Linked DNA regions of Homo sapiens: region 2 is linked to region 1. Evidence: read pairs that join two places in POLR2A ChIA-PET (ENCODE). Cell type or tissue: Caco-2. All regions are shown on one strand. Links, peaks and the distances in the headings refer to the core of each region. The heading gives the core; the rest is flanking DNA. Region 1 overlaps CFAP251 (cilia and flagella associated protein 251). Region 2 overlaps VPS33A (VPS33A core subunit of CORVET and HOPS complexes).

Region 1 (4,390 bases), core at 269-4,268:
CACGCCCGGCTGATTTTGTATTTTTAGTGGAGAGGGGTTTCACCATGTTGATCAGGCTGGTCTTGAACTCCTGACCTCAGGTGATCCACCCACCTTGGGCTCCCAAAGTGCTGGGATTACAGGTGTGAGCCACCGCGCCCGGCCAACACTGAATAGTTTTAACAAAAAGAAAAAATTGAGGCCGGGTACGGTAGCTCACACCTATAATCTCAACACTTTGGGAGGCCGAGGCGGGAGGATTGCTTGAGCTTAGGAGTTCAAGGCCAGCCTGAGAGACATAGTGAGACCCCATCTCTAAAAAAGATTTTTAAAATTAGCTGGGTGTGGTGATACACACCTGTAGTCCCAGATACTGGGGAGGCTGAGGTGGGAAGATCCATTGAACCCAGGAGACGGAGGTTGCAGTGAACCATGATCGCACCACTGCACTCCAGTCTGGGTGATAGAGTGAGAGCCTGTCTCAAAATAAACAAAAAGAAAAAAATAATAAAGGAGAAAGAGAGAAAGAAAAAGAAAGTGAAGGAAAAAGAAAGAAGAAAGAAGATACATGCAATAAGCTAAAGAAATGTCAGGAGGCTGAAGTGGGAGGATTGAGTTCTAGTCCAGCCTGGGCAACACAGCAGGGCTCTGTCTCTTAAAAAAGGCCGGGCATGGTGGCTCACGCCTGTAATCCCAGCACTCTGGGAGGCCTAGGCGGGCAGATTGCATGGTCAGGAGATCAAGACCATCCGGGCTAACACGGTGAAACTCCGTCTCTACTAAAAAAAAAAAAAAAAAAAAAAAAATTACAAAAAATTAGCTGGGCGTGGTGGTGCATGCCTGTAGTCCCAGCTACTCGGGAGGCTGAGGCAGGAGAATCACTTGAACCCAGGAGGTGGAGGTTGCAGTGATCCAAGATCACGCCACTGCACTCCAGCCTAGGTGACAGAGCAAGACTCCACCTCAAAAAATAAATAAATAAATAAAAGCTAAAGTAATTTGTAAAGGAAGACAGTCTAGAAAATTTTTGGTTCTGCCGTTTTGGTTCCGCAGTGAGACCAAGGCTAAGCGAGACCCAAAACTTGGGGGAGTGGCTCTTGCCAAGTCCAGATAGCTGTGCCCCTGACACAAAGAATACACCTTCTTAGAGACATTGCCTGATTTATGTTTGCTGGCTAAACAAGACAAGAGTCTTTGTGAGCCCTAAAGCTCAATTATTCTTTCTCTCGGAGTGAACAGTTGCAAGCTGTGGGAGAGAGGCTGTCACACGGGGCTCAAATGAAGCCCATATGCAGAAAGGAGGTTTCCAGTTGCCTGCATTTCCCTCCAGACGTCTTGCCACCGTCATCGTCATGACACACAGTTGCGGACACTTACTGAGTACTCACTATGTCTTAGGAACTACATTAAGTATTTGATATCCATTCAATCGCTTCCACATCTTCCAAAGGCATGAATCTACAGGAAGGATGAATCCTAGGAAACAATTTTCAGAAAGTAGCAGATGGAGGAAGAAGGAAAAAACTCCTCCTTTTCCTTCTCCTGGTAAATGATAATATTTTTACTCCTCGCAGATGGTGCCTCCCTGGAATATTTTCAGCAGTGGCAAAGGCAGATTCCTCTGGACTGCCTGGGGCTTTTCACTGCGGCTTTCACTCCTCCATTACCTTCCACTCTGGGACCCTCTTGGAATGGATGGTTTTGGGGTCATGTAAAGATAAAGGCAGAAGAGGTGAGGCAAGAAGGGGAAGGGGTGGAATTGGCAGCATGAAGGAGGAGTTTTACAATGTGAGAGAAAAAAGGAGAGGAGACAGGAGGGAAGAGAGAAAAGGGAAAGGAGAGGGGAGGGGAAGAAGAGGGAAGGGAAGAAGAGGGAGAGGAAGCGGGAAGGAAAGGGGGAGGAGGAAGCTGGGGAAAGGGGCGGAATGGAGTTTGGATCTCCCACGTGAAATAGCACCCTATGCAACAGACAAACTATGTCTGGAATTTCCTGCCTGCTGAGCAACACCATTGAACGCAGATGCCGCTCTCAAGTTCATGTTCAGTCACACGTGTTCCAGTCGGAGCTCTTAACCGAACTTTAAAAGACACAAGTCTAGGCCGGGCGTGGTGGCTCACGCCTGTAATCCCAGCACTTTGGGAGGCCGAGGTGGGCGGATCACGAGGTCCAGAGATCGAGATCACCCTGGCCAACATGGTGAAATCCCATCTCTACTAAAAATACAAAAAAAGCCAGGCATGGTGGCAGGCGCCTGTAATCCCAGCTACTTGGGAGGCTGAGGCAGGAGAATCGCTTGAACCCGGGAGGCGGAGGTTGCAGTGAGCCAAGATCGTGCCATTGCACTCCAGCCTGGGCAAAAAGAGTGAAACTGTGTCTCCAAAAAAAAAAAAAAAAAAAAAAGACACAAGTCTAGGCCGGGCGTGGTGGCTCACGCCTGTAATCCCAGCACTTTGGGAGACCGAAGCAGGTGGATGATCTGAGGTCAGGAGTTCAAGACCAACCTGGCCAACATGGCGTGGCGAGACGCCATCTCTACTAAAAATACAAAAATTAGCCAGGCGTGGTGGCTCATGCCTGTAATCCTAGCTACTCGGGAGACTGAGGCACAAGAATTGCTTGAACCTGGGAGGTGGAGGCTGCAGTGAGCCAAGATCGTGCCACTGCACTCCAGCCTGGGCGACAAAGCAAGACTGTCTTAAAAAAAAAAACACAAGTCTATTATTAGTTTAAAAAGTATCCTTCTGGTGGTATTCTTTTTCCCCCAACATGCATAAAATTCCCCTATTGCGCAACACTCTCAAAAGCACTGGGGGAGATTTAAAAGCATTACACTTACCAAGGGATACACCGGGGTGCTTTTATCCTTTTGAAACAGAATGTCCTCTGTGGTGCTGGACACCAGTGACTCCCGGGAGATCCCTGCTTTGGACTGGATGTCGGATACTCTCCTTTCTTGTCCCTCCTCTCTGTTTTCTGGCTCCAAGTCCCTTCTTTCTTGTCCCAGTTCATCTTGGGGCATCCGGTCGGTTTTCTCCTCAAGCTCTCCTGAGGGCTGCCTTTCAGGGGAACTAATCTGTTGTTCCTCAGGACTGATTTGATCCAAATCAAGAAATTCAATTTGTGTGCTCAGGTCTCTTAAAAGCTCATCTGTTTCTGCATCCTCCAATTGTAAGGAAAGCTTTGACTTGCTACCTCTTTGGGTTTTCTTTAAAAAGAAATAAAATATCATGATTCCATATGTGCTGCTACTCACCATTTATTCACCTTTTCTATTCCCAGTCAGCCAGTCTTAGTGTTAGCCTCACCTAGGAATTATGAAATGTTTTTTAAAAGAGGCTGGAACATTTTGTACTTAAAAAACAAAACAAGATGGGGTATAATGGCTCACCCCTGTAATCCCAACACTTTGGGAGGCCAAGAGGGGAGGATCACTTGAGCCCAGGAGTTCAAGACCAGCCTGGGCAACACAGTGCCACCTTATGTCTACCAAAAATGAACAAAATTAGCTGGGCGTGGTGGTACATGCCTGTAGCCCCAGCTACTCAGGAGGCTGAGGTGAGAGGATTGCTTGAGCCTGGGAGGTTGAGGCTGCTTGTGAAAGATCATGTCACTGTACTCCAGCCTAGGTGACAAAGTGAGACCCCAGAAAGGAAGGAGGGATGAGAGGAGAGAAGAAGGGACAGGAAGGGGAGGAGAGGGGAGGGGAGGGGGAAAAGGAAAAGATAAGAAAAGAGCCAGGCACGGTGGTTCACGCCTGTAATCCCAGCACTTTGGGAGGCCGAGGCGGGCAGATCACGAGGTCAGGAGATCGAGACCATCCTGGCTAACATGGTGAAACCCCATCTCTACTAAAAATACAAAAACAAAAAATTAGCTGGGCGTGGTGGCGGGCGCCTGTAGTCCCAGCTACTCGGGAGGCTGAGGCAGGAGAATAGCATGAACCCAGGAGGCGGAGCTTGCAGTGAGCCAAGATTGCACCACTGTACTCCAGCCTGGGCGACAGAGCGAGACTCCGTCTCAAAAAAGAAAAAAGAAAAGAAAAGAGAAAAGAAAAGAACAGGACAAACGTGGGTGTGTTCAAGTTTATTCTTGGCCTACCAGCAGACCCACAATGGCAAAATCATTCTTCTAAGTGGCACTCGTGGTCTCCAAAAGGCTGACTAGCTACAGACAGTGACCTATTCTTAGGCCACAGCTAAGTTCTCCTACTGGGAGCAGTCTGTGGGAAGCCTACACTCCTATTATCATACCGACTCCATTCTAAGGCGAGCACCTCAGCTGTGGCACACACCTCCTCCAGGAAGCTTTCCCTGGCCATCCTCCAAACTGAGTTAAGAGGCCCTGTTTCATCTCCTGTGCATCTTTCACTCACTGCACTCATAGGTCTGCCTCCCTACACACCTTAGAGCT
Region 2 (4,390 bases), core at 318-4,317, 340 kb before region 1:
TGGGAGGCCAAGGCGGGTGGATCACTTGAGGTCAGGGGTTCGAGACCAGCCTGGCCAACATAGTGAAACCCCGTCTCTACTAAAAATACAAAAATTAGCCAGGTTTGGTGGCCTGTGCCTGTAGTCCCAGCTACTCGGGAGACTGAGGCATGATAGTCTGTTGAACCCGGGAGGCAGAGGTTGCAGTGAGCTGAGATCGCGCCACTGCACTCCAGCCTGGGCAACAGAGGGAGACTCCGTCTCAAAAAAAAAAAAAAAAAAAGAGTGTAATTGGATTGTTTTGTAACTCAAAGAGTAAGTGCTTGAGAGGATGTGTCCCCCCATTCTCCGTGATGTGCTTATTTCACATTGCATGCCCACATCAAAACATCTCATGGACCCCATAAATACATGCGCCTGCTATGTACCCCCCAAAAATTAAAAATAGAGAGGATGAGAAACTTAGGAAGTTGTTGTCAGCAGTTGGAGAGGAGGATCATCCTATCTACCCATTCTTTCAAGATAGCCAAAAGCTACCCATTCTTTAAAGATAGCCAAAAGCTTAAACCTGTGTCAGTAAAAAGGGCCCTAGTTTAAAAAAATAAACCTCCAGCAGTTATTTTTAAATATACTGCATGTACTTGAATTTCATAAGCAAAAAAAAAAAAAAAGCTGATTAAATTTTAATATAGCATCCAGTCTATAGAGGAAGTGCTCCCAGCCGAGTCTGCACTCTGTGGTACAATTGATTGTTGCAGCCCCTAAAATCTTAAAAGCATATGGGCTATTTTTGGAAGTTCTCTGTCAAGGAGAGTAGGAGTGGGAGTCAAAAGTGATCTTTCATTTTAATTTAAGACTCTTTGTGGCTGCATTGCTTTGGTTGAAGAACCATTTGTTTTTATTGAGACACAGATATCCTATTTCAATCAACCTGAGAGCTTCAATGCCCCATAAATGGTTTAAGAGAATGCTAAAATGTACTCGCCAGGACTCAGTGATGCTTTCCTGTCAGGGGGAAGAAAGAGAGAGAGAGTGGGTACAGCTGTAACACGTTGGGTCTGAGTCAGTTTTTGGTTATTTTTTTGAGACACAGTCTCACTCTGTTGCCCAGGCTGGAGTGCAGTGGTGGAATCTCTGCTCACTGCAACCTCTGCCTCCAGGGTTCAAGCAATTCCCCTGCTTTAGCCTCCCAAGTAGCTGAGATTACAGGCACACACCACCATGCCCAGCTGATTTTTGTATATTTTTGTTTTAGTTTTTATTTATTTATTTTGAGATGGAGTCTCGCTGTGTTGCCCAGGCTGGAATGCAGTGGCGTGGTCTCGGCTCACTGCAACCTCTGCCTCCCGGTTTCAAGCGATTCTCCTGCCTCAGCCTCCCAAGTAGCTGGGATTACAGGTGCCTGCCACCATGCCCGGCTAATTTTTTGTATTTTTAGTAGAGTCGTGGTTTCTTCGTGTTGGCCAGGTTGGTCTCCACCTCCTGTTCTCGTGATCCGCTCGCCTCGGCCTCCCAAAGTGCTGGGATTACAGGCATGAGCCACTGCGCCCAGCCATTTTTGTATATTTTATAGAGACGGGGTTTTGCCACCTTGACCAGACTGGTCTCGAACTCCTGACCTCAACTGATCCGCCCGCCTTGGCCTCCCAAAGTGCTGAGATTACAGGTGTGAGCCACTGCACCCGGCCTGAGAGTCAGTATTTATATGATTTATCTAGCCAGCATTTATTTAGTGCCTGCTATGTGCCAGGCAGTGGGGATAAAAAAAGCAAAATGGTCCATGACTCTTAGGAGCTCATAAGCTAACAAATGTTGCTTCCTTTGCAGTGAAGATAGACGAGGCCCAACGAGAGATTTTCATATTCTGTTTGTGCCACGCCGTAGCCTGTTGTGCGAACAGCGGTTGAAGGATCTGGGTGTCTTGGGATCCTTTATTCACAGGGAGGAGTACAGCTTAGATCTCATTCCATTCGATGGGGATCTCTTATCCATGGAATCAGAGGGTGCATTCAAAGTAAGTTTGGCATTTCCTTAACTTCAGGCATTAATTTTTGCCCAGTTTATGAGTGTGAGCATACCACAGTACTGATTACTGTGAAGCTGAGTCCCATTTTATATGTTTATTGATGTTTAAGATTTTCTGTTCAACAAATTGTTCATTTTCTTTGCCCGTTTTTTCTTTTTGAGTAATTCTTTGTATATTCTGGATGTTGATCATTATGGATTATAAAAGCTGCAAGTATCTTCCCAGTCTGTGACTTGTCTTTTAACTTTGTTTTTTTGTTTTGTTTTGTTTTTTTGAGACGGAGTCTCGCTCTGTCGCCCGGGCTGGAGCGCAGTGGCGCGATCTCAGCTCACTGCAGCCTCCGCCTCTTGGGTTCAAGGGATTCTTCTGCCTCAGCCTCCTGAGTAGCTGGGATTACAAGTGTGCGCCACTATGCTTAGCTGATTTTTGTATTTTTAGTAGAGACAAGGTTTCACCATGTTGCTTGGCCAGGATCCGCTTCATGATCCGCCCGCCTCCGCCTCCCAAACTGCTGGGATTACAGGCGTGAGCCACCGCGCCTGGCTTAACTTTGTGTATAATGTCTTTTATCATGTAGACACTTCCCATTAAAAGTAGTTAAATTTTAAAATTTTAAAATATTAGCTTTATTTATTATAACTCACAATACTGGCTGAGGTAAGTGGCTCATGCCTGTAATCCTAGCACTTTAGGAGGCTGAGGCGGGTGGATCACCTGAGATCAGGAGTTTGAGACCAGCCTGGGAAACATGGGGAAACCCCGTCTCTACTAGAAATACAAAATTAACCGGGTGTGGTGGTGGGTCCCTGTGGTCCCAGCTATTCAGGAGGCTGAGGCAGGAGAATCACTTGAACCCGGGAGGTGGAGGTTGCAGTAAGCCGAGATTGCGCCACTGCACTCCAGCTTGGGCGACAGAGGGAGACTCTATCTCAAAAAAACAAAAAACAAAAAACAAAAAAAAAAACTCACAATGCCATGAAATTCTCTCCTTTAAGGTGCAAAATTCAGTGGTTTTTAGTGTATTTACAAAGTTGTGCAACTATCTCCACTCTCTAAGTATGGCACATTTTAACTATTCCGAAAAGAATCCCCATGCCCAGTAGCAGTCTGTCGCTATCTTTCCTTCCCTCAGCCTCTGGCAGCCACTAATCTAGTTCAGTCTGTATGAATTCGCTTATTCTGGAGTTTTCCTTTTCTTCTTTTTTTGAGATAGAGTCTCACTCTTTTGCCCAGGTTGGAGTGCAGTGACGTGATAATACCTCACTGCAGCCTTGACCTCCTAGGCTTGAACGAATTTTCAGCCTCAGCCTTTTGAGTAGCTGGAACTACAGGCATGTGCCGCCACACCTGGCTAATTTTTTTTTAATTTCTTTTTTTTTCTATTTTTATTTTTTGGAGAGACAGCGTCTTATTATGTTGTCCAGGCTGGTTTTGAACTTATTCTGGAGATTTTTTAGAAATGAAATTCTATAATACATAAATGGTCCTTTGTGTCTGGCATCTTCACTTAGTGTAATGTTTTGAGGGTTCACCCAGGTTGAAGCCTGCGCGAGGCCTTCATTCCTTCTTATTGCTGAATAGTATTCCATTGTAATGATATTATCATTCATCAGCTGATGGACACCTGATGGGTTGTTTCCACTTTTTGGCTGTCACGATACTGTGAATATTGTGAAAAGTTTTTATGTGGATGTATGGTTTCATTTCTCTTAGATATACCTAGGAGTAGAGACTGGGCGTGGTGGCTCACGCCTGTGATCCTAGCACTTTGGGAGGCTGAGGTGGATGGATCACTTGAGGTTGGGAGTTCAAGACCAGCCTGACCAACATGGAGAAATCCCGTCTCTACTAAAAATACAAAATTAGCCAGGCATGATGGCGCATGCCTGTAATCCCAGCTACTTGGGAGGCTGAGGCGGGAGAATTGCTTGAACCTGGGAGGTGGAGGTTACAGTGAGCTGAGATCACGCCATTGCACTCCAGCCTGGGCAACAAGAGTGAAACTCTGTCTCAAAAATACATACATACATACATACATACATACATACATACATACATACACACATACATACACACACACACACCCCTAGGAGTAGAATTGCTGAGTTGTGGTAACTCTGCATTTAACATTTGGAGGAGCTGCCAAACTCTTTTGCACTGAAGCTGTACCGTTTGTACTCCCAGCAGCAGTGTGGGAGGGTTCCAGTTGTATATCCACATGGACAGACTTATTATTCTGTCTTTTTTTTTTTTTTTTTTTTTGAGATGGATTGTCACTTTGTCACCCAGCCTGGAGTACAGTGGTGCGATCTCGATCTTGGCACACTGCAACCTCGGCCTCCCAGGCTCAAGCAATTCTCCCGCCTCAGCTTCCTGAGTAGATGG

The links. Peaks named below come from ENCODE experiments on the same cell type or tissue, not always from the same donor. Only the 100,000 strongest peaks of a DNase experiment are listed, where the experiment ranks them.
Region 2: POLR2A ChIA-PET joins it to region 1 with 7 read pairs; 3 of 35 experiments call an interaction of 5 or more read pairs at or near these places.

What each region holds. Positions count from the first base shown.
Region 1 is chr12:121,922,417-121,926,806 of GRCh38, reverse strand. It overlaps CFAP251 (cilia and flagella associated protein 251), which reads right to left. Exons shown (of 22, transcript NM_144668.6): 3 at 2,817-3,185. Among named protein-coding and RNA genes, the nearest start is that of CFAP251, 6.0 kb to the right of the region's middle. RefSeq lists enhancers at 1,790-2,084, 1,647-2,325. In Caco-2, for the core only: no CTCF peak of the experiment used is centred there; a DNase peak (open chromatin) is centred at 1,992.
Region 2 is chr12:122,258,864-122,263,253 of GRCh38, reverse strand. It overlaps VPS33A (VPS33A core subunit of CORVET and HOPS complexes), which reads left to right. Exons shown (of 13, transcript NM_022916.6): 4 at 1,807-1,993. Among named protein-coding and RNA genes, the nearest start is that of VPS33A, 5.4 kb to the left of the region's middle. In Caco-2, for the core only: no CTCF peak of the experiment used is centred there; no DNase peak of the experiment used is centred there.